Linked DNA regions of Homo sapiens: all the other regions are linked to region 3. Evidence: chromatin loops called from intact Hi-C (ENCODE). Cell type or tissue: PC-3. All regions are shown on one strand. Links, peaks and the distances in the headings refer to the core of each region. The heading gives the core; the rest is flanking DNA.

Region 1 (7,995 bases), core at 2,754-5,253, 630 kb before region 3:
TCTTTCTTTAATCTAAAAATGTCTTTCAAATTATTTTTGAATAATACGTTCACTGAATATAGAATTGAGATTGGTGTTTTAAAGTTTCTAAAGATATTGTATTATCTTCTAGCCTCAATTATTTTTGATGAAATGTTAGCCTTCATTCATTTCATTGTTTTCTTCTATGTAGTGCCTTTTTCCTTTTCTCTAGCTGATTTTAAGGTTTTTATTTCCATAATCTTTTTTTTTTAGTAATCGGACTGTGAGTATACAATATGTGGCTATATTATACTTATTCTACTTGGAATTCATTGAGCTTCTTGCATTTTTAGGTTGTTTCATCATCAAATTTGAATATTTAGCAACAGTTATTTCTTCAAATATTTTTCTGCCTATTTCTTCTTCCTGGAACCCACATCTCCATGTATGTTAAATCTCCTGATATTATTCCACATGTTATCGATCTGTTTATTTTTTAACCTATTTTTCTCTTCATTTTTCTTTGGTTACTTCATAATGATATGTGTTTAAATTCATTAATCTTTTATTCTGCACTGACCAATTTGCTATTATACTTATCCAATAAAGTTTTTATTGTAAATTTATACTTTTCAGATCTAGAATTTCCATTTTATTTCTTCTTAGAGCTATCATTTATCTCTTAAAATATTTTATCTTTTCATCCATTATATGAATTTTACCTTTAATTTTTTTTAAATGTTTACAATATTTGCTTTAAATTCTTTGCTTTCTAATTACAGTAATTTGGCAATCTGTGGATACATTTCTACTGACTTATGTAGAACTGAAGTTGGGCTTTAATTGTATTTAGTTCACTTGTGTTTAGCTCAACCTTCAACCATTGGTGATGCCACCTTTTGGATCTTATCCTCATTTGAGCTAGCGGGGGACTTGGCTGGGACTATAAATATTTTTGGCTCATATTTGGATTAAATTTATTCATAATTCTGGAATCCAATCATGGCAAAATTTCATAGGAATCCACTTCTAGGGCCTCTTCAACTGACTTTATCTTAGCAAAATTCAAGTGTGGAGGATAATAGTGTAACCTGGGGCTGAGCTACTTGCTTTGGCATTTAGACTTTTAGATCTAATTTCATCTTACTAGGCTACATTGTTGTCTAAGGGTGGATGGTTTCCCCTTGACCTTAAAAATTCTCCCCATCTACAATAGCATACTCCTCCGCTGTCTGAACAAGTGTTTAGCCTCAGATATGGAAGCTGCCACAGCACTCTGATCACCTATGAAGCACTTATTTCTTCCTAAAATTCAATTCAGCCAGGGTTTTCTGCATTGCTTGCTCCTTGACAGACTCATAGAAAAAGATATTTCTTTAGTCTGGTTTTCTTGTTGTTACCATGAAAGCGAAGTTCTTTCTTACTGTTCTACATCCCAATTTGAAACAGAAGTTTCTAATTATTTTATGAGTAATTTTGTGAGAACAGGAATGCAACTGTTTTATATATATTTCTCTTGACTCCAGTCAATTTGTAGATTGTTCAACTGGTTCTATATTTTCAGTGGATTATCTTGGATTTTACAGGAAATATTATCAGAAAATAATAATTATCTGATCAATTTATGTCCAACTTTTAAACTCCTATTTCTTACTGCATTAATCGGACCTCTGCAACAGTGATAAGTGATAGCAGTGATAAATTCTTCTCTTTTTAATGCTATTTCATGTTTTGTAAAAATTGATGTATTTATCTACATATTTGTTCAATTGTCTAATCATCTTCATATTCAATATTTTTTCTTGTAAATTCTGAATCTTTCTTAAAGATATACCTGTATTTTCCAAATGTACCCTTTATATAGATGATTATATTCTCATAAGAATTTTTCAAAAATTTAGGATAGCCTTTAAGCCAGACATTTTCTCTTTCTAGCTTTCAATAACAAGGTTAACAATTTTTTACTTTAGAAGCAGATATTAATCCACGGGTTTAGAAAAGTCAATCAAGTATCATATGATGTTAAAAATAACAAAAACAAAACAAAACAAAACAAAACAAAAACCCAGCCAGGCACAGTGTCATATGCCTATAGTCTCAGCTATTTGGGAGTCCAAGGCAGGAGGATGGCTTGAACCAAGGAGTTTGAGTACAGCCTGGGCAAGATAGTGACATAGTGAGACCCTGTCTCTAAAACAAAAGAAAACAAAAAACTAACAACAAATACTAGTTAACTTTTAGCAGTAATAAAGAAATGGATTAATGAAAGGAAGAAATGAAAACATCAGCCTACATTAAAACATAAAACTAGAGAAAATAAACAGTAGACAATAACTTAAAGATACATCAGTTCCATTAACTTGCCTTTGCTTTCACCAAAATACATGTTTGCTCTGAATAATAAAGATAAACAAGAAAGGCATAATACTTACTTTAAGGGAAACCCATCCTATAGCAGTAGAAGTATTTGTATCCAAATGAGTACAAAATATTATAAAGACCCAGTACAAGAGGGATATGTAATCTACAGCTATAAAATAGCAAAAGTGATTAATTTTGTTGAAATGAGAGCAAAATGATATACAGAAAAAGTTCACAGAAGCTGTGATGGTTAAGCAGGACTGTGAAGACTGAATTAAAATTCAGTGTGTGCACAAAGAAGTGAAGGGCATTACAGGGCATCAATAAATAAATGTTCATAGAAAGGAAGAAATTGCAGTCGAAGAGAAAGCACTTTCTTGAAACTACTACCACCACCAGACTGTCTCTTTCTTGTTGATTTTTATAACTACCTGTATCTGGCCGGGCATGGTGGCTCACGCCTGTAATCCCAGCACTTTGGGAGGTCAAGGCAAGCGGATCACTTTAGGTCAGGAGTTTGAGACTAGCCTAGCCAACATGGTGAAACCCCATCTCTACCAAAAATACAAAAATTAGTTGGGCTCGTTGGCACACTTGTAATCCCAGCTACTCAGGAGGTTGCGGCAAGGTAAACACTTGAATCCTGGAGGCGGAGGTTGGAGGTTGCAGTGAGCCGAGATCGTGCCACTGCACTCTAGCCTGGGTGACTGAGTGAGACTCCATCTCAAAAACAAACAAACAAATAAACAAACAAAAAACTACCTGTATCTGCAGTCTGCCTAGTATTCCCTGTTTATATCATAGAAGAAAGTATCAAACCAAAGTGTTGAGACGAGGATGAAAGGTGTCAGAATCTGCTGCTATCGCTAAGTTCTCCTTCTCCTTCGGATACATTAACCAAATCCATTGATCTCAATCCTAGGGTTATGACAGACAACACATTCTTCAAATCCTGCTAGGAAACACATGAAATAAATGAGTAGAGCTTACGGATCTAAAGCATGTTCTTTGACTCATATTCAACAGAAAATTCCAATATTATAATCAGAATGATATGACTCAGTTTAAAAAAACTATCAGAAACTTTAAAAAACGCTTTATTAAACTAGTAGAATAAATTGGTCAAAGATGTATAAATAACTGCTGAAAAACAAGACAAATAAAATATGCCAATACAATACTCAAAATATACTTTTTTCAGGAAACTACAGTATGGAAAATCTAGTATGCATAGGCTTCTGAAACTAAAAAGAAAATTTTCACATAAAATTAATTTATTCTATTAGCTAGGTATTTTCTTATTCTTGCACACATAAAGACAGCAGAAACCCCTTGGTTTCATTATCAAATATCCCTTCAGCTTCATTCCTACTCAATCCAATTGCTCAGAGATGGATTTCCATGCCTAGTTAGTGCATTAGGGAATGTAAAAGTTCATTTTCATATGGAAGTAACTCTGGCTATATAGTTTAATTTAAATTATGCAAAACAGTTCCTAAATTAGAAAAACTTTTTCTTTTTACTTGACTGCCATTAGGTGGTGCTAGAAATGTCTCCATTCATAAACTATTTATGGCTAACCAGCTCTATAAATACATGAATAACAAAATCTCCATTGATTATACTCGACAAAATAACAGTTGAAAGCTAACCTGAAAATATGAGCGCCCTGGAATGAATCCCCAAACATTCCTTAGAATACCAAAGTTGTGTTATCTTATTATTTAAACATGTATTTTTTCTTCCTTTTGAAAATTAAATTTTTTTCAGTTGCTTACTACAAAAGAATTCAATAAATATTAGATTAGCATTCTAAAAATTACAATGGAACTATAGATTAGGATTAAAAAGTAGGGCAATACCTGAGGAAAAAAACAAGAATAATGTGCTTTAATGTAAAAGAAGTGTTGAGAAATGATTTCATTCTGGTCTGTATAAAACAAAGAAATGTGTTTTATAAAAACTTTTATTTTAGGTTGTGGGGTACATGTGAAGGTTTGTTACATACATGAATTTGTGTCACGGGGGTTCAATGAACAGATGATTTCATTATACAAGAATTAAGCCTAATACCCAATAATTATCTTTTCTGCTCCTCTCCCTTCTGCCTCCCTTCACCCTCAGATAGACCCCAGTGTCTGTTGTTCCTTTGTGTTCATGAGTTCTCATTATTTAACTCCCACTTATAAGTGAGAATGTGCAGTATTTAGATTTCTGTTCCTGCATTAGTTTGCTAACGGTAATGGCCTCCAGCTCTATGTTCCTGCAAAAGACATGATCTTGTTTTTTTTCATGTTTGCATGGTATCTCATGCTGTATATGTACCACATTTTCTTTATCTAGTCTGTCATTGATGGGCATTTAGGTTGATTCTATGTCTTTGCTATTGTAAATAGTGCTGCAATGAACACCCGCGAGCATGTGTCCTTAGGGTAGAATGATTTATATTCTTCTGGGTATATACCCAGTAATGGGATTGCTGGGTCAAATGGTGGTTCTGCTTTTAGATCAAAGAATGTTTTCTTTCGTCTTTTGAAATAATCCCCCATTCCTTCCTTGGAACGATTAAAATCTGTAGCTGTCTAAATGTGACCCTTATAAGGACTGATCATGCTTTACAACCTCCAAATGATAAAAAAAAAAAAAAAAAAACAAAACAAGAAAGTAATATCCACCAGATACTTTATGAAATACATATACATGCTATAGTGCTGATTTCCTGAGCAGAATAGCCCATAGATTCCTACTCTTAAATGGAGATACTGAATTGCATGATCTCTAAAATCTGTGGTAGCATGTGAATTTATAAATTAATGAACTGAAATTGTCATCTAACCGCCTTTTCATTTCTGAGTTCACTGCAAGAAATTTCTCAAGTTGTGTAATTTCCTTTCCATATGTTATAAATAGTTTTCAGCCACTGTCAGGCAAAACATTTCTAGCATCAGGAATAGTTTGGCCTGGCATTTCTGAAAGACGCCAACTAGTATTCGATAGATTTAAAATGAAATCTTATTCTAGTTTTAATTTGTATTTACAAGATGAATAGTGATTTTGAACTTTCATCGTAGTTCTTCATTTGGATACTTTTTTGTCATTTGTGCATCCTTATTATTGATCTGTAAGCGTTTTTTCCACATTAAGGGTATGGTTTCTTTGTCTGTCACTTGTTAAAGTCATTTACTTTTTTTTAACAATTGACTTTTAAATGTTATTTTTAAATGTAAAAAGGGGGTTTATTTTTGTTTTAAAATCTAAATGTTTTCAATAATGGCGTCTTCCTTTGCTTTTTATAATTGGGCTTCCTAGCCCAGAATTTGTAACTTACTTATATTTTTTCTGTTCATTTTCTGTATTTTTATATTTAATTTTCTGGAAAAAATAAAGTATTAAATATAAAATTTGTAATTTATTTTGACATGTAAAGTGAGATAGGGATATATTCCAGTTTTCTTTCTTACTTACAAATTTACTTACAAAATTGCTTTTTTTAGTAAATTTTTAAAATTCTGCTTTTAGCTACCTATCAACTAATTCACTCTTTTGTATTAAAATGATTATTATAAGTTCTTCTTTTCTCTTTTCCTTAAATAGATCCTGCACATTTCTTGTTAAGCTATAGTACTTATTATATATTTAATTGATATTAAGAATCAGATCATTTTCAGATTTGTTATTGCTGAATTATGGAAAAAATATTTATTTTTATGTATTTATTTATAGCTAACCATCTTATTGTACTTCTGTTATTTATAATAGGTTTTGATGGCTTTTTTAGGTATAAACTTATTTTCTGGAAATTTCATCTATTCCTTTTCAACAGCCATAATTCTTTTTTCTGTCATTACACATGGGTTATATCATCCAGAACAACACTAAATAACAGTGGAGGTGATAAGCATTATTCATTGTCCCTAACTAGTAAAAATTGATATCATTTTTAAACCCTTAAGTAAAATGTTTACTCTTGGTTTGTCCACTTATTATTTTTGTCTTAGGTAACTATGTTTCTAGTTCATTTTTTACATAATTTTATTCCTCCTCTTAGCATACACTTCTTGAGTTGCTATTCTGTGAAAGGTAAGTAAAGCTGACTACAATGCATTTTAAATTTTTAGGAAACTTTAGGCTAAAAGAGGAAGAAAGCAGTCAGGGGATATTATCCAGAAAGAAAACATTTTAGGTGATTGGTAAACCCTGAAGAAATGAAATTTCCAGTGGAAGGATTCACCAGTGCAAACACCAATAGCAACCAACACGTCAAATATGAAATGCCACCAGATGCCATAAAAGAACAACTCAGGGCTTCCCTTGAATAGCTTTTTAAACTTAGCTACAAATATAGAACTATAGGCTTATGTGTATATAAAGTTTTAAGTTAAAATGTATAGATAGATACAGATACATAGATATTAATAGATATCTATGGTTATTTAGATGTGTATTTTCATAGATATATATCTATCTGCATATAGATATCTATTTATATCTGTATCCGTATGTATAGAGAGAGCTCTATCTATGTAGATATAGGCATCTATGTATCTTTCCATCCCTCTCCAAATTATCAACCCCAAATTGCCCTTACATACCAAGATATTTATTTATTTTTGTTTTGTTTTGTTTTGTTTTGTTTTGTTTTGTTTGAGACAAGGTCTTTCTCTGTTGTAAGGCTTGAGTGTAGTGGCGTGATCATAGCTCACTGCATCATTGACCTCCTGAACTCAAACAATCCTCAGCAATTCTCCCACCTCAGCCTCCTGAGTAGCTGGGACTACAAGCATGTGCCATCACACCCAGCTAATTTTTAAAAGACTTTTTTGTAGAAACAGGGTCTCACCACAGTGCCCAGGCTGGTCTAGAACTCCTGGACTAAGCAATTCTCCCTCTTCAGCTTCCCAAAGTGCTAGGATTACAGGCGTAAGCCATTGTGCTGGGCACAAATATATTTATGCAATTGTCAATACAAGATCAAGATTTCTCAAGAAAAAATATATGAAAGTACATTATAAAAAAGACTTTTAAAATCAGTGTATTATTAAAAAGTACATTATAAAAATATACTTGAGTTTATTGTAAAAATGCTTCTTATTCAGAATGCTTCTATCAACATCCAATAGTTGTACATTTTCATCCTCCCTTTATACGTACTGTATTTATTCAATTCCAAACAATTGAATAAATTGAATTTATTCAATTCCAAAATAGATGAAATACATTTCATCTATTACATAAATATACCCCACATTGAATTCATTTGGAAAACAATTGTGTCTCAAATTGAAATCATAATAGTCTAAAATATAAATTGAATGCCATTTAATGACATTGAATTATGAATTGTAGAAATCTACATAAAGGACTTGCTTGTTTTATAAAGGAAAAGAGAAAATTCAGCATGCATTTTTGTTTTTTTGAAATAATTTCTATTTTACCTTCATACCTTGTAAAATTTTTAGTATTTTAACAAGTGACTCTAGCAAATAAAGCATTTAAGCTTAGGCTAAAGCAAAATGTTAGTACTAATTGTAGTTATAAAAATATTTTTAATACAAATGAATTTTTATCATTACTTACTCTGTGTTTCTATAAAATTAAAAAAATAATAACTTTTTACGTATATTTGTAAAACACATTAGTTCTAGTTTCATGTTTTATACCTCAAATAAGATC
Region 2 (7,995 bases), core at 3,215-5,714, 750 kb before region 3:
GTTTCATCCAGAGCATATTGTATGACAGGACTTCCTTCTTTTTAAGGCCGAGTGATATGCCATTGTGTAAATATATCACATTTTGCTTATCTACTTATCTGTCCATAGACACTTAGGTTGTTTGCACCTCGTAGCTACCGTGAATAATGCTGCAATGCATCTTGTTTCCAATTCTTTTGGATATATTTCAAGAAGTGGGATTGCTACATCATCTAATAATTCTATTATTAATTATTTGAGGAACCTCTACACTACTTTTCATAGCAGATGCACCATTTAATATTCCCACCAACAGTATTTAAGGGTTCCAGTTTCTCCACATCCTTTCCAGAACATGTTGTTTTCTGTTTTTTTCTTTAATAATGGTAATCAACAATTTTTTAACTGAGCAATTATTATGTCTCAGGCACTATTCTTGGAGCTGCTGGTACACTGCTGAACAAAAGACACCAAATTAGGAAAAATTCTCAGGGCTCATGAAGTATGTACTGAACCAACTAGCAAGCTTTCCAGCACAGACACTGTGGAGCAGGACCAGGCTGGGAGACAAGGAAGAGAACTGAAATAACAAGGGGAGAGGATCTTTTCTTAAAGCATTGGTTAAGGATTACCATCAGACTTTCACGAGTAGGAGATGATCATTTAAGTCAGAATCAGTTATGACAAGGACAGAATGTTTCCTAAGCCACGCTGGCCAAAGGCTACCAATTGTTTGATTGGCAAGGACTGGACATTTATATTAGAACTTTTTATACCTTTCATATTTTGTCATATATAGGCAAGCATAAAAATATACCTAGTTCTCATTATAGAAATTGAGTTTAATTTTTCTCAACAAGTCTTTGTTCATGTTTATAAATCCCTAGTGAACAAACATACCTTTAGGTACATAACTGATTAACAGAGTCAAGATTTTGAAACCTGAGTGTGCAAAACCAGGCAAGTAATACCTGTTTCAGACTAAACACATGTCTATATCTGGTCCTGCAACATCTTCGTGAGGATGCAGAGGGATGACATGTCCACATCTCATAGGGAACCACTAGGAGCTGCTTCTCTGTGTACCTGGCACCTTGTGCACCTCCCCACCTTGTGAGAATTCATTTATATGGATATTTTCCCCGAGGACTCTGATATCCTTGAGATCAAGAAGCAAGGAAATGCACTGTATAGATAAGAGTGAAGGAACCTAGTAGGTCATCAAAATACATATTTTGAATGAACAAATGCAAATTTTTTGCATGGCATGAGGAGGCTCCTGAAGCGATCTGGGTGAGCAATATTAATGGCCTTCACTAGAGAAGTGCAGTCGAGGGGTTGTGTGGTGACAGCAGTCAGGGGTGAGCAAGGTTTAAGGTGAAGACTGCTGCCCAGTATACTGGCTGGCAGGGCTGGGTGGTGCAAATCCATGAGAGAGGGAATACAGGAGAAAGAGCAAGCAGAGAGATGGAGACCATGAGGAGAAATCAACTTGGATATGCTGGGTTTAAGATGTAACAAAAATCCAGGGGGAGGATTTTGTGAGAGGTCTCAGTTGGAAAATGTAGTAAATACCCAGGGGTATTTTGATGATAACCGAGGCAGTGGAAGATTCTGATTATTTAGGAGGTCTGTGGTGGAGCCTAGAATCTACTTATTCAATTGGTGCTCCCAAGATTGTTCTAAGAATCAGATAAGTTTGAGAAATACCATTTAAAATCTTTTGAAAGGGTTTATTTAGTTACACAAGAATGAAGTCTATCTTATTCTCCAATTGTATTTCTCTTCAGCAGCATATTCAGAAATTAGAAAGCAACCATTAGGTAGCATATATTGCCATGTGAGCCTGGTACCATTAACTTTGAATTGGGCATAATCCAGAAAAGAAAATTAAAAATTCTTTGGTCAAATGCAAGATCGGTATTCTCAAAAGAGAAACCCAGCCTCAGAATCTACACAGCTAGAAAAATATATTTTAGGAACAAATGCATTTTGAACAAATATATTGCAGACACTGGATGGTAAGTACTTCTATCATCTCTCTTGGTATCATTAAAGAGCCAGGGCTTTGGAGTATATATGCCACTGATCAAAGGTAATTTCCACAAGAAACATTAAATGAATTAAATATTATTGCGTACCAATAAAAAGTAGAACATTGTGTTAGGCTCTGCGGAGTGAAAGAGAAATTAATGATTTATGGTCCTTAGCATCTGGTGGGAGTGTTTGACATATACGCAAATAACTTTAAGCACAGGCTGAATGAAGTTCCATTATGAAGGCATAGAAACAGTTCACATAGTCAAGAGAAGAGGGAAAGTTTACTTTAAACTTAAGGAAGAGTAGAATGATTTCATGGAATAAGAGGCCTACGGTTAGCCTAGAAGAATGAGTTGTATTTCTACAGGTAAGGACAGGGTGATGACAGGGATTGTTAATCTTAATTTTCCTTTTTTTTTTTTTTTTTTTGAGATGGAGTCTCACTCTGTCACCCAGGCTGGAGTGCAGTGGTGTGATCTCGGCTCACCGCAAGCTCCGCCTCCCAGGTTTATGCCATTCTCCTGCCTCACCCTCCTGAGTAGCTGGGACTACAGGCACCTGCCACTATGCCCGGCTAATTTTTTGTATTTTTAGTAGAGACGGAGTTTCGCTGTGTTAGCCAGGATGGTCTCGATCTCCTGACCTCATGATCCACCCCCCTCAGCCTCCCAAAGTGCTGGGATTACAGGCGTGAGCCACCAGGCCCAGCCTGTTAATCTCAATTTTCTAATCAAGGAAATTGGGGTCCATGGAAGTTAATGAATTTCCTGAGGTAACACAGTCACTATACATCAGAAACAATTTTTGACTCTAGGCCTATTTGACTCCACCCATGTTTTCCAACCCAACATTAAGCCATAAATATTCCAGCATGGCTAGAAAGGAAGATATGTTATAAGGCAATGTGTATTCAGGTTGAGTCACAAGTTGGTAGTAACCTGAATACCAGACTAAAAAATTTAGACTTTATTCTTTGGGTATTTGAGGAGAGGTGTGGGGACTTCGAAGACAGATGGAGAGACAAGATGTTTTCCAACAATCAGATTATCCCTCTCTAGACAATCAACAAGAGAAACAAAAAGCTAAAAAATTGGGGGAAAGTGGGGAGAAGTAGTAAAAACAAAAAAAGTCGTTTTAAAAAAAATAAAACTGCCTTTTAAATGTCTAACCATTGTACCACAATTAAAGTTCTAAAAATCCCACTCTAATTAAACACAAGACTTTGGAATACCATGGAAGTGTCAATACAAATCTCCAAAATCTCCCAAATTCTTCTTGCTTGATGAGTACATTTTAAAACTGCTTGCAAATATACAAAACATACGCAAATACACAAAACATTCAAAGAGCTTTGTAATGTGGAAAATGTTTCCCTGAACAGCTGAAGATTCTGAGAGCAATTGTAGTTCTAGTTGTATTAACCAATTGGGATGAAGGGAAGTGCTCTACTATGCAAATCATGTAACAGCATTTCACAGCAATCCAATTGAAATAAATCATTAACATTTTCATTGTCATCTATGAACTAGGGTACTTTGTGAAGTAAGAAGCATAACAAGATTGTTGATTGCTTAATATGGTATCAAATAGGCATCCATTTATTTTTTCTTGGAAAATTTGTAATAGTACAGGAATAACTTCAATAGCAGAGATAATAATTCACTCTGATTATTAGAATTCTCTCCATTACCTCAAATATATCTAGTGCATTTGCCAAAAGTTTAATTAAAATGAGATGGCTGGAATAATTAATATCATAGTAAACATAAGACAAACTAATAAAACTGTAACTTTTTTCTTTCATTCTTTTTGGCTGTGCTAAAAGAGCCCATTTCAATTTTCAGTAATGAGTTTCTTAAAAGAGTTTCTATATTAAAAGTCTTCTTGATATTTGTCTCAAAGAGGAATGAAATTTAATGTCAAGTAAGCTTCCATCAGTGTGAAACAATGGTACTATGTTATATGAACCTTAAAGATATTTCCACTAAATGAATAAAGCAATTTCTACCCAAAACTATTACAAATTCTTCATAATGAGATTTTATTTTAGTGAAACGTAACTGACTAGCTTAATTCACTAAACTGTACAAAAACATATATATTGCTTAGAAATGCACAAAACTTGCCTCCAGCTAAATATGTATAAATATATGTATGTTTAATCTATGCATTGTTTAAAAACAGCATGTTGAAATATTTATAAATAGTATATTAAAAAATACAGAGTTCCAAGTGGCCTCTTTTAAGATAAACTTATTAAATCAAAAGCGTTTTGACACAATATGTACATGAACTTTCCACCTCTCTCCTTCGCCAAGGAAGAACTAATGGCTTTTAAAAACAGAAAGTCATTGAAAATACAATGTCACTCTCACTACGGCATTCTTTGGGAATCCTCCCCGTTTGCTCTCTTCACCTCTCCTGGAGCATATTAAACAATGAGATGCAGTACACAAAAACTATCAAAAGGGAGCACTTTTGAGCCACCAAAATTGTGTGTTAGCCTAAAAACCACAATCTCCCCAACTAGAGACAATGATACTATCTTAGGTATTTTATGTGCTAAAATGATCATTAAAAATTAAGCACCACATATAAGCTGCCATTTAGAATATTAATTTACCTTTGCTAATCATCTTTTTAACTTGAGGCTAAAAGAGTTCACTTACCATTCGGATATTCAGGCTCAGTCCAGGAGACATTAAAGGAGTCAGGTGAATATGAGTGGGCTTTGGGGGCTGGCACGCCTTCGGGTATGTCCTCGTCAGTTAGGGCCTCACTGGCCTCACTCACTGTGCACCCACCACCTGTGCAAGCCTAAACAGAGATGCAAAAATGCTCATTTCACTCTTGGTCCCAAAAGTTTTCATGAACATTGAGGAAAGAGAATTCATAATAAGAGTTTCAGATTTTGTTATATAGTGCTACCTTTACTTCCCCAAAATAAATTCATTTCAGTGTTAAGATTTAACATTTATTTAATTTGCTTTTTAAGACATAAGATAGCCATCCCCAATAGTTAGAGAATAACTGAGATGGTATGAATGTATGAATTAAGGAAGCATCTTAAGTCAGAGCCTAGAGATGTAGGGCATATATTGACTGGATAAACAGCCCTGCTGAAGTTAGCCTTGCACAAAGGTTCCCAGAGTGAATTAAACACACACACACACACACACACACACACACAGCATGTGTACACATAACATAAGTAAAGTACTAGAGGATGAAGACTACTTTAAGACAAAACAACTGACTTCTAGGGAAGAAAAGATGTGCAGCAAATACAATTGCCTTTTATTTCTACAGTGTGACCAATATGTTTATAGCATAACACCAAATAAAATTAAATAAAACAATGTTTCTCATAAAACAACAAATACAAAGCAATTTTTGAGTGAATGTTTAATGGCTTAAAGGATCACATAATTTACTTATGTGTCAGAGTAGATAGGCTTCATTAAAACATGTTTGACAAATTTAACATGATCACAGAACTCTCTGTTCCCTAATTAAGTATCACTAATGTCAGAAATGGTAACATGAATGTTACAGAAACTTCCGTGTGCAATTTCATAATAAACTGCAAATAATGTTTTAAACTTACTGGACAAGCACTTCTCCAGGAAATTGATAAATACATTAAGGGGTTTTCAGCCCATATTTGCTAGCAAATATTAGTAATTATATCCTTATATAACAATGATATTTGAAAACTATACTTAAGCTTGGTTCAGTATCTCTTCAAGTTACAATTTCAATTGATACAACAAAGTTTAAAAATCTTTCAAAAGGCACTAAATTTTACCAAAATCAAAAAGAAAATAAAGCAAAATCATAAGACAATGTAAAAAAGCAGAGATATTTAGCTCATTTTTGTGTAAGACAGATATTACTAAGATAAAAAATTAAAGCATCTCTTTCTTTAGGCGTCTCTCTGATTTTTCAGTTTGATACTGAGTGAGTGATTTTGTGATTCTTAAAGTAGTCGATATTCTTTTCCCCAAAGACAGAAGGAAGCTGACTGATTTTTAGATTTTTTTTTTAAATATGGGAGTACACTACTATTTGCAAAGTTGTTGCAACTAGTTGCAAATTCTTCATTATAAGCATAAACAACAGTTTATGGTCAACAAACATGGAAATTAATCTCACTTGCTATTACAAGACTATAGCAATAGCCCATGTCTTCAGGATAATTTCTTACCAGCTTAATTAAGCAACTTTCAGATGGGTTAAATTGTGGCCTGAGCATGAAAATTGCATTAAGATTGGGTACCTAATTAACCTCTGTGGGTTTCCTCTAATTCTCAGCTGTGGCATGTGCCTTTCTGTGCAAGAAAAAAACCATACTCCTCTAGAGAATGGAATCTTTGCAAATGTGGCCAAACTCTGACTCAAAGCTTTAGGACAGGTCACTGTGAGCTCAAAAAATAATTGCCCAACGATTAAAATAGAAAAAAAGTTGAAGACCCCAGACATTTCAAATGTGCTAAAAGTCCACCAGAAAATATGGCAGGAAAAGAGGCCATATGAGACAGCTGAGTTATCAAAGGAAAAATGGTCAAAGACAAATTTTTCCCACTTCTCAGGGAGAAAAAAAATCCATCCATTTGCATTTTTCAGATTTTTTTTCCTTAGAAGGGAAAAATGTTGCAGCTTCTTATTGTTAAACTTGTAACACACTGGGATTTAATTCTGATAGTCTACTTGTCACTATTTTTTTCTTATTTGTATACTAAAATATTTCCCCTGCTAACTCTCCCCAAATAAATTCTATACTATACAACATATAAGTATATATTTTTAAAACACAGTGTGAATTAAAATTTACTTTGAGGATTTTATGATGTCTTCTAGGATAAGTAAAAGCATCCTTTGGTTTAGAAGGACTGTTTCATCTACTATGTCATCTGAGATCCATAAACCAGTAACTTGACAAAGAAATCTCTTAAGAATGTAAGGCATTTATGAAAGCATTTTTCTTGTAAATGAAATTATTTATAAAGAGGCTGCTGAAATAACAGAATTACCTGCAAATTATTTTATTTTGTTTTGCCCACATTCTTTTTGGATGCATTTAGAGGGTCCTAAGTAAGCAGGACATTATCTTAGTTCCTTTGATGGGAAAATAAATGTTCTTAAAGCTGCTTCCAATTGGTCTAATCTGACATCATCTAAATGAAATTGAACCAATCAGTATCTTGTTTGACCTGCCCGCACCAGAGGCCACTACATTCAATACAGCTGAATGCTGATTAAAATTCTGGTCTGGAAAAACTAAACAAAATAGTGGGGTTGATTAAAAATGCCTTTATGAAATAGCAAGGTCTTTGAAAGCCTGAGAGCCATTAAAATAAGTTGTTTTAACCATCGCCTATAGCTTTTCTCAGTTACAGCCATTTTGAAAAATTCATAAAGGCATAACTCTGCCTTGAAATGATGAGTAACATCTGGCCAAATAAGGGATTCAATTTTGGTACAATAAAATGCATAAATAATAAAATTTTATCAATTATTTTTGAAATCATGACTATTAAGACAATCCAAAACTAGCATTCTCTTTTTTTGTTGTTGTTGAGATGGAGTCTTGCTGTATTGCCCAGGCTGGAGTGCAGTGGCAGATCTCAGATCACTGCAACCTCTGCCTCTCGGGTTCAAGGGATTATCGTACCTCAGCCTCCCGAGTAGCTGGGATTATATGCTTGCAGCACCACACCCGGCTATTCTTTGTATTTTAAGTAGAGATGGGTTTTCGCCATGTTGGCCAGGCTGGTCTTGAACTCCTGGCCTCAACTGGTCTGCCCACCTGGGCCTCCCAAAGTGCTGAGACTACAGATGTAAGCCAGTGTGCCCGGACCAAAACTAGCATTCTCTTTTCCAGTAAGTTTTCAGGTCCACAGGGATTGGGGATGTTAAGAGTGCAACATATTTTAAAGCACGAAGAAAAAGAAAAAGGCCACTTGATCCATAATT
Region 3 (7,995 bases), core at 2,722-5,221:
CTGATTCTCCCATGACTGTAAGCCTCTTGAGAGTAAAACTGCATCCTGTTTATCTTTATAAATAATCCCGACACTGAGAGACAAGTGCATAAAAGGTATCTCCAAAGATTCATTAAAGTGAAAAAAAAAAAAAAGTTCCCCAGCTGTGGGAAACAGGCAGAATAAGATGTGATATAAACATAGTTCTACATAAGCTATTTTTTAAATAAAAACAAAACAAAGACAACTCCTACACATAAACTATCTTCTGTGATCTTTTGGACTTTCTATTTGAGGTTAACAGTGAAGAGCTGCCAATGCTCATTGCTCAGTGGGTTTAACTGATAGGTGCTCTAAAAATGCAAATCATTTGATCGTCTGATGACTGGTATGTAGAGTTTATACCAGTAGTTCTCAAAGGAAAATATCAGTATTATCCAGGAACTGTTAGTGTAAATTCTCGGCCCTGCCACCCCAGAGAAACCCTGGGGATAGGATTCAGCAATCTGTGCTTTATCAAGTCCTCCAGGTGATTCTGATGCATGTTCGAGTTTGAGACCCACTGGTCTAAGCTAAAAGATTTAGAAGAAATGAAAACCCAGCTCACTGCTAACTCCTTCTCAAAATCTATTTTGCTAATATGGCTCTCCTATATGTGCCATGGAACCCAAACTCTGATGCGCAAATGTTTCAAAACAGACCAAGACACCTCTCAACTGTTAAAATTCCCACCTCCGACCCCTCAGGAGAATGAAATTTGAGATGCAAAGACGTCTCTTTCCTACAGTTTATCCTGCCAGACTCCTTCATTCCTCACTCTGTTCCCTGCAGATTGTCTTGTAAATGTGGCCAGAGACACATCTTCAGTCCTGAGTCTGACTGCTGACCTCGGCTATGTTAGCCCCTTTGCTGCTGAAGAACAGCCCCTTGGATCACTGACTTGCTATTATTCTATGCTTAATAGCCCCGACCTGTGCAATATTTTTTATCTGGCTACAGTCCTATCTCTAAATTCTCTATTTTGAATGAATACCAATTTTGTGACATGAAGTCTTCTATATAATGAAATGCAAACAATGAAAAGGCTAAATCAGTTTACAAAAAATCTATTTGTCAAACAGTGTGGAGATGTTCCCAATTTAGTCTGGGCAGTTCATGCAGCTCTTGATAAGGGAGTTAAAAACCTAGCTGTTCACAGAATGAAAATAAAGGCATCTGCACCACAGACACATTTTCCTTTCAAAAGTCTTTGTTGTAACTTGTAGCTAATTAAATGCCCTTACACAAGAGGTGCACACACACACAGCAAAATCAGAGAATAATTTTACAAGAGAGCCCCAGAGAAGAGGAGAGCACAACACAAGCTTCCCACTACCATCTCTTATATTGCATTTACATTTCTATACAGCTTCATCAGCCTGACAAAAAAAGCACAAGGGGAGGCCTTTTTTGTTCAATTTTGGACGAGAGAGATTTCTAAGCCCTGCAAAGGAACGTGCTTAACATTAAAAAAAAAAAGAAGAAAGAAAGAAAAAAAGAAAGAAATTGTAACCCTGCCTTAGATGCTTGTGGAGAAATAATGCTTTCTACACACCTTTCTATATCACCGACAGAGGAACTAAAAAATTATCAAGAACTTAAAGTGTTCCATTTTTTTATTTGTAGTGTTTTCCTCACTCCTAGAGATTATTTGCAGGCAGAGGTGCCCCTGTATTAAGCTTGACATTTATTGGAGTGGCTTTGAATTTACCATGTCACATTTATCAAAATGGGATTATATATACATATTGACATTCTTTCATTTTTCCACCTTCTGAATTTAACTATTTCATTGGGCAGAATTTAAAGTGTTAATTCTCAGATAAATTTTTTAAAGTCATATACGAAATTGGTTCTCAAATATAACTGGCATTGAGTTATCACAGTCCCCCCTCTCTCTTCTTTCACGCCCCCGTCCCCATATGGGAAGACTGTCCAACATAATGGGATAGCATTGGATATAAAAACAGAACATTGTCTAAACAGAGGATTGAAAGCTCTTTGGGGTCAGGGTAATTTATATTATATTTATATTTATAATTTATATAATTTATATTATATAATTTATATTTATAATTTATATTATATAATTTATATTTATAATTTATATTATATAATTTATATTTGTAATTTATATTATATAGTTTATGTTTATAATTTATATTATAATTATTTCTTTATACCTGTTCACAATCCTGTGTCACTACATGTGTGGACCCCTCAGGCTAAAACACCAACCTCACAACCCCTTTCTAACACTCCCCCCCGCCCCTGCACACACCCCAAAATACCCCCCTACACATACACACACACACATATACCTCTTTTCCAGATGGAAACTCAGAAAGATCACCTCCTCTCGGGAGGCATCTCTTATCCTGCCATCCTTTAGCATTTTCATATCTGTATGTGATTTTACTTCTCTTATTAAACTGTAAGCTACTTGAAGGCAGAGACCCTGTCTCATCTCAGAATGCTTAGAACACAGCTTAGGGCCTGACAGACTGGATGTTATTGAACAGGCTGTTTAATGAATAAATGAATGAATGCAAGCCTAGCTGGGCAATTGCTGTCTAAGCTTTGAATTCTTACTATTATGAAACAGATGAATTCATGCAACCCTCTTGATGTCAAAAAATACCACACTTTCGTACATGGGTGCTTGGAATACACTTGTCAACTTCTAAGTCCTATTGGTTCTCACTCTAAATCATCTCTACATTCTCAAAGTTAAATTCCAACTGCCTGAATTTCCTCACTGGTGGTTTCATTGGTCTCTCTCCCTCTGTTTTTCTGCTTCTTTCTAATTCATTCTATATGCCATTCTCAAGTACTTTTACCCCACATTTTCCACTGTTACAGAACAAAATCAAGATTCTTTTAACCTGAAAATTCAAGTCTATTCATAACCTGACCCAAACCCTCTTTCCTGGCAAGTTTCCCACAAGTCTGCTTCACAGAGCCTGGGTATCACAGCCTTCACGTAACCTGAACACACCAAATGCATTCTTATTTCCAGGATTTTTGCCTCAGCTATTCCCACCATCTTATATTTAAAGGACATCCATTTGTAATGCTCTGTATACATGTGATATGTCTTTATAAAGTAGGTTAGAGCCTTGAAAAAGGGCATGGCCAATTTGACTTGAGAGAGGAGCAAAAGATGCAGATTTTCTGAGCTATGTCTCTAAAGACTGTTGGGGGAAGAAAAATTTGTGGTAAGTGAGCAACCTTTAAGATAAAAGAGAATAATGGAATCATGTTTCTCCAATAGAATGTAAGTTCCTTGAAGACAAGAACTACCTGGTTCATCTTTATATTCCCACTAGTACCCAGTAGAGTGCTTTGTATGCAACAACTGACTAGTAAATATTTCTTTAATGATTCTTTATCCATTTCTGTCCTAACTCCATCCGACCCTTTCATACAGTACCTTGCATATACTAGATACTCAATAAATGACAGCTAAATGAATGACTGATTTCTTAATCTTTCCATTCCTTGTTAAAATGCAAAAGTGGGAGAGGAACAGAGTAAGTAAAATTGCAGTTACTGAAAAAACAACTTCAGAAAATGAATCGTTATGAACACCAAATATGCTTATTTTGTTTACACACCAAAAGTAAACTGTACAAGAAAACAAGTAAAAATGTTGAATTCACATCGCCCTCTGGTGTTGGACTCTCCCAGACAATTAAAAAAACCCTCAAACTTAAGAGTTTAGGGAGATTTTACTTCAAAATAGGAGCATTCAACCTTCCCTGATCAAGGCAAAATGAGTGTAGCATTGAATGAGAGGTGCAGCATCTTTCAAATTTGCTTCAGTTGTTAAAGATGAAATTATTAACTCCAACAAAGTATGGAGCCTCTAGTATATTTGCTTAATGGAGTGAATTCCTCCTTCTGTCAAAGTCACTGTGTCTCACCATGATAGTCATTATTAGAGACCAATGGAATGAGGCTGCTAGCTGTACTACAGGTCCTCTGTATAAAAGGTGTGCTTTAAAATCTAAGACAATATGACTTTTCAACAATAGCATACAATGGAAATGTATTTATTTGCTAAGCCTGAGAAAAGCCATTGAGTAGAGAATGAAAGTTACAAAACAGGCACAGGCTATTCATTTGCTGTTAATGCTGGGACACTGTGCCAAGGCAGCTGAAATAAAACAATACACCCTCCTTGAGGTGACTCTTAGGATCATGGAGAGAACCCTGGAATAAATATCTCAGTGTGAAATTATTGTTCTGTCTATGGCATAGAATTCAGAAAGTCCCTTATATTAAAAAATATAAAAGTATTCCTCTTCAGGGTAATTTAATTTAGAGAGCTGGTTTAAATTTTCTGAAAACTAATAGCATGTTTTGAAGGCAGTCTTAGACCCAGAAACATAAATTAGAAAACACATTGTGCCATGATTCCTTTAGAGAGTTTTTCTAGCAAGCTGTTAGCCACTAAGTGCTCTCACCATTGCCATCATCTTCACTGTTGTCATCATCATCATCACCATTCATGGATAACACTCATCATCATCACTGTCACTGTCGTTGTGATCACAGTCATTGACATGATGGTCAGTGCTGCTAAGTATCACAGGTTTATGATGTGCTAGGACTGTGCTCAAAATTTTACATCATTTAGTTCATCTGAACCTCACAATCATCTCAGTAACATTCTAATTTTACTGATTAGGAAGCTGAGACTTCGTAACTTACTATAACTTCCATAGTAGGTAACTTGCAGAAATAATTCTAATCCTGCTTACGGAAACTTTTGCTCTTAATCATTATATTGACTGCCATTAGGTACCAGATTTTACTTGTGATTCCTCTGGACACGGTGCCACATGGAGTGTGATTCTGTTCATTTATCTGCTGTATTCCTCTTTTTATCTAAGTGATGAGCAGAAAGTTTTGCTAGGAGGGTTTTAAAGGGTTAAGTGCTTTAAGAGAACAAAGCCATAGAGTTCAGTCTTGGGTGGATAAGGAACCATGAGGGAGTAAGAAATACATTGTCCGTTAGAGTCTCTTCCTCTGTGCCTCTGAACAAACGGCAATAAAATAAAGAGCATGAAACTTCTGGGTGCTAAATCAATTTATTTATTTATACTATATTTGGCAAGCATTTATTACATTGTTGTTAGCACTGCACTAGGCGCTAAACAAAATATTTACACACAGGAGAAATGCAAGCCCATATTCTTGCCTTGGGAAGTAAACATCAACTGTACAACATTCATAGGGTAACTCATTCGATGTTTTAATCAACTCCATCCCATCTGAGTCTAGTACCACACACTTGAATATGTGCACACAGACATGCACACACACACACACACACACACACACCTCTGTACACACTCCTAAAAGCAAACGTCCAACGATGCCAAAAACACACAGATTTCAGGCAAAAACTTTCAAAATTTGTCCAACAATTAAAAATAACCTGATTTTAAGAAATGCACACACATAGGACTTATAGAGGTTATTTCTACATCTCACCATCTTTATTCCTGGCAATACATGCTGTGTTACCTATGAGTAGTCTCTTTTTGGCTACAAATGTGTCCCATCTTCCATCTGTTCTTCTAGCAATATTGCTGGCTTACTGCCATTGAAGCTACATCAGCCTTCATGATGTCGTCTGACTAGGTTTTCTCAAGTACCCGTTCATTTAGCTCTCCAGGTGAGGGCAGGCATATACATTTTTCTGTAGTTCTCTGAGCAGGGTTTAACTTTGGTTCCATATTAGCAAGTGTGTATGTTTCTGCTCTATTTACCAAAGTTTGCAAACTATTTCGATAGAGTAGAAAACAGAGTCTAAAGTTCCTCAAGAAATTGCTGGCTGAGCCATGAGAGAACTCAGCCCAGGGTCTCAATTTTTCTTTTATAATGGGATGTCGGTTAGAGGTGTGCCTATTAAAGACAATACTCCCTGGATTTTGCTATATTCTTTCACATTTTGCTTGTCTTTCATCCTTTTTTTGTTTTTTGTTTGTTTGTTTGTTTGTTTTTAAGTCGAGTCTCACTCTGTCACCCAGGCTGGAGTGCAGTGGCACAACCATGACACACTGCAGCCTCAAACTCCTGGGCTCCAGCGATCCTCTCACTTCCAGCCTCCTAAATAGTTGGGACAACAGGCACACACCATCATGCACACCTATGTGGTTTGTTTGTTTGTTTGTTTGTTTATTTCCCATCATTTTTTCCCAAAGACAGGGTCTTGCTATGTTGCCCAGGCTGATCTCCAACTACTGGCCTCAAGCGATCTTCCTGCCTCGGCCACTCAAGTTGCTGGGATTACAGGCATGAGCCACCATGCCCAATATGTTTTTGCTTCTTTCATTCACTTAAGTAACATTTTTCTCTATTGCAGACACTGTGCTATGCATAGGAGTTTTTACCCTCTTGAGTTGAAGGCTGAGGTTCCCCCTGCCCCCTCCTTTCCCTTTGTCCAGTCTCTCAATGCGTGTATTCAATGCAGGCTGGTTAGCCAATTGATTAGGAGGTTGGGTAAGTTTCCATGTCAGCTCTGTGTATTACTAGGAGTTTGTCCTTGAGAAAGTTACTTAACCTCTCTGTATTCAGTTTACTCATCTGTAAAAGACACACTCAATAAAGAATGGCTATTATCTTTAAATTGTATTATGGTGATGTATATTTATATTTCAGTCCTCATGTAGAAGGCAATTATCTATGTATCAAACTCATTCTGTAAATTGTAAAAAAGTATACAAATGTAATGTGGTGTTATTATTTAATACAGGGTTTAATATAGGCTTTAATGTAGAGTTTGTTTCAAAGAGAAGTGAAAAATATTTGTTGAACACCTACTATGTCTTAAGCTTTGTTCTGAGAGCTTTACTTACAGTATTTTGCTCAACCTCAAAAAAGTTCAATAATGTAAAAATAATAACAGCCTTCTTTTATTGTGCAATTATCTAACAATCTTAATAATGTAAAAAGTAGATATTATGGTGATAATGATTCTGATTTTATGAAGAAATAAAAAGAAGGAAATGAAGCTCAAACATTAACTTATCCAAGGAAACCTGGCTAGTAAGTGACAGAACCAGAATATGACCCCAGGACTATCTGCTGCCAGGGTCTGAACTCTTTCTGCTACAACACATGCTTTTCCTAGATGGAAGCAATGTATAATAGAGGAGGCCCAAGCTAGGCTGATGAAAAGAAAAATGATACCAAACTAATAAAATATTCATATTTACAGGCAAAATGCCCTCATTGGAAAAATATTAATTTAATATATATAGTGTTTTATATCCCAAATAGTATGACATCCACATAACCGTAAATAACAGAAGTTACCAAAGCTAACTTTTAAAAGAATTCTTTGCTTAAAGTTCTTAATTTTCGTAGTATTTTTGCTTGCCTAATGATAGAATGATGGTGTCAAATTTGAAAATGTAGGCAGATGTATTCATTTTTAAAGGTATCACTTGGAACGTCATACCATTTATTTAGATCCTATAGCTGATTAGTGACCTGTTTAAATAGATAAAACTGGTAAATGTTTGATGAAATAATAAACATGTGCACTGAATCTTCATCTCCTAACTTAAAGCTCTTACAGAGTTGTCAAATTCTAAATAAACAAAGACTGGTCCCTTTTTCCAAAAACTGTCTGTTCATCAGATAAATGAAGCATGTAAACCCACGTGCACACACTATTTTGCTTTACTTTGTGCTATACCTGTTTGCAAGGAATTGTAACCATTTTCCTTAAAACGGCCTTATTTAACTTAATTTTTTTCCTTCAATATATTCAAAAGACCTTAGATTATTATCAGTAATTATCAGTATGACTTAGCAAAGGAAACCTCATCAAAGAACTCATAAAACAGGCTTCATAGAATTTGTATTTTGTAGACTTGTTTTATTTTATTAATTTCTAGCACAAACATCTCACTTTAAAGCTTCCAAAAATGCTTGCACACCCCTAATCTGATTTTACCT

The links. Peaks named below come from ENCODE experiments on the same cell type or tissue, not always from the same donor. Only the 100,000 strongest peaks of a DNase experiment are listed, where the experiment ranks them.
Region 1: it touches region 3 in a loop (11-fold over the local background); 3 of 110 quality-filtered maps call a loop at or near these places.
Region 2: a loop joins it to region 3, with 15 times the contacts of the local background. A loop is called at or near these places in 7 of 110 quality-filtered maps.

What each region holds. Positions count from the first base shown.
Region 1 is chr1:216,108,183-216,116,177 of GRCh38, forward strand. All of the region lies in intron 21 of USH2A (usherin), which reads right to left. Among named protein-coding and RNA genes, the nearest start is that of USH2A-AS2, 40 kb to the left of the region's middle. In PC-3, for the core only: CTCF peaks have their summits at 3,859 (motif pointing right) and 4,067; no DNase peak of the experiment used is centred there; H3K27me3 peaks cover 1,197 bases.
Region 2 is chr1:215,988,332-215,996,326 of GRCh38, forward strand. USH2A (usherin) reads right to left here. Exons shown (of 72, transcript NM_206933.4): 35 at 4,689-4,836. Among named protein-coding and RNA genes, the nearest start is that of USH2A-AS2, 80 kb to the right of the region's middle. In PC-3, for the core only: a CTCF peak has its summit at 4,513; a DNase peak (open chromatin) is centred at 4,470; H3K27me3 peaks cover 674 bases.
Region 3 is chr1:216,739,145-216,747,139 of GRCh38, forward strand. LOC124904512 (a long non-coding RNA gene) reads right to left here. Exons shown (of 2, transcript XR_007066880.1): 2 at 5,099-5,367. It also overlaps a transcript of ESRRG not described here. Among named protein-coding and RNA genes, the nearest start is that of ESRRG, 20 kb to the left of the region's middle. RefSeq lists an enhancer at 1,082-1,649. In PC-3, for the core only: CTCF peaks have their summits at 3,687 (motif pointing left) and 3,892; no DNase peak of the experiment used is centred there.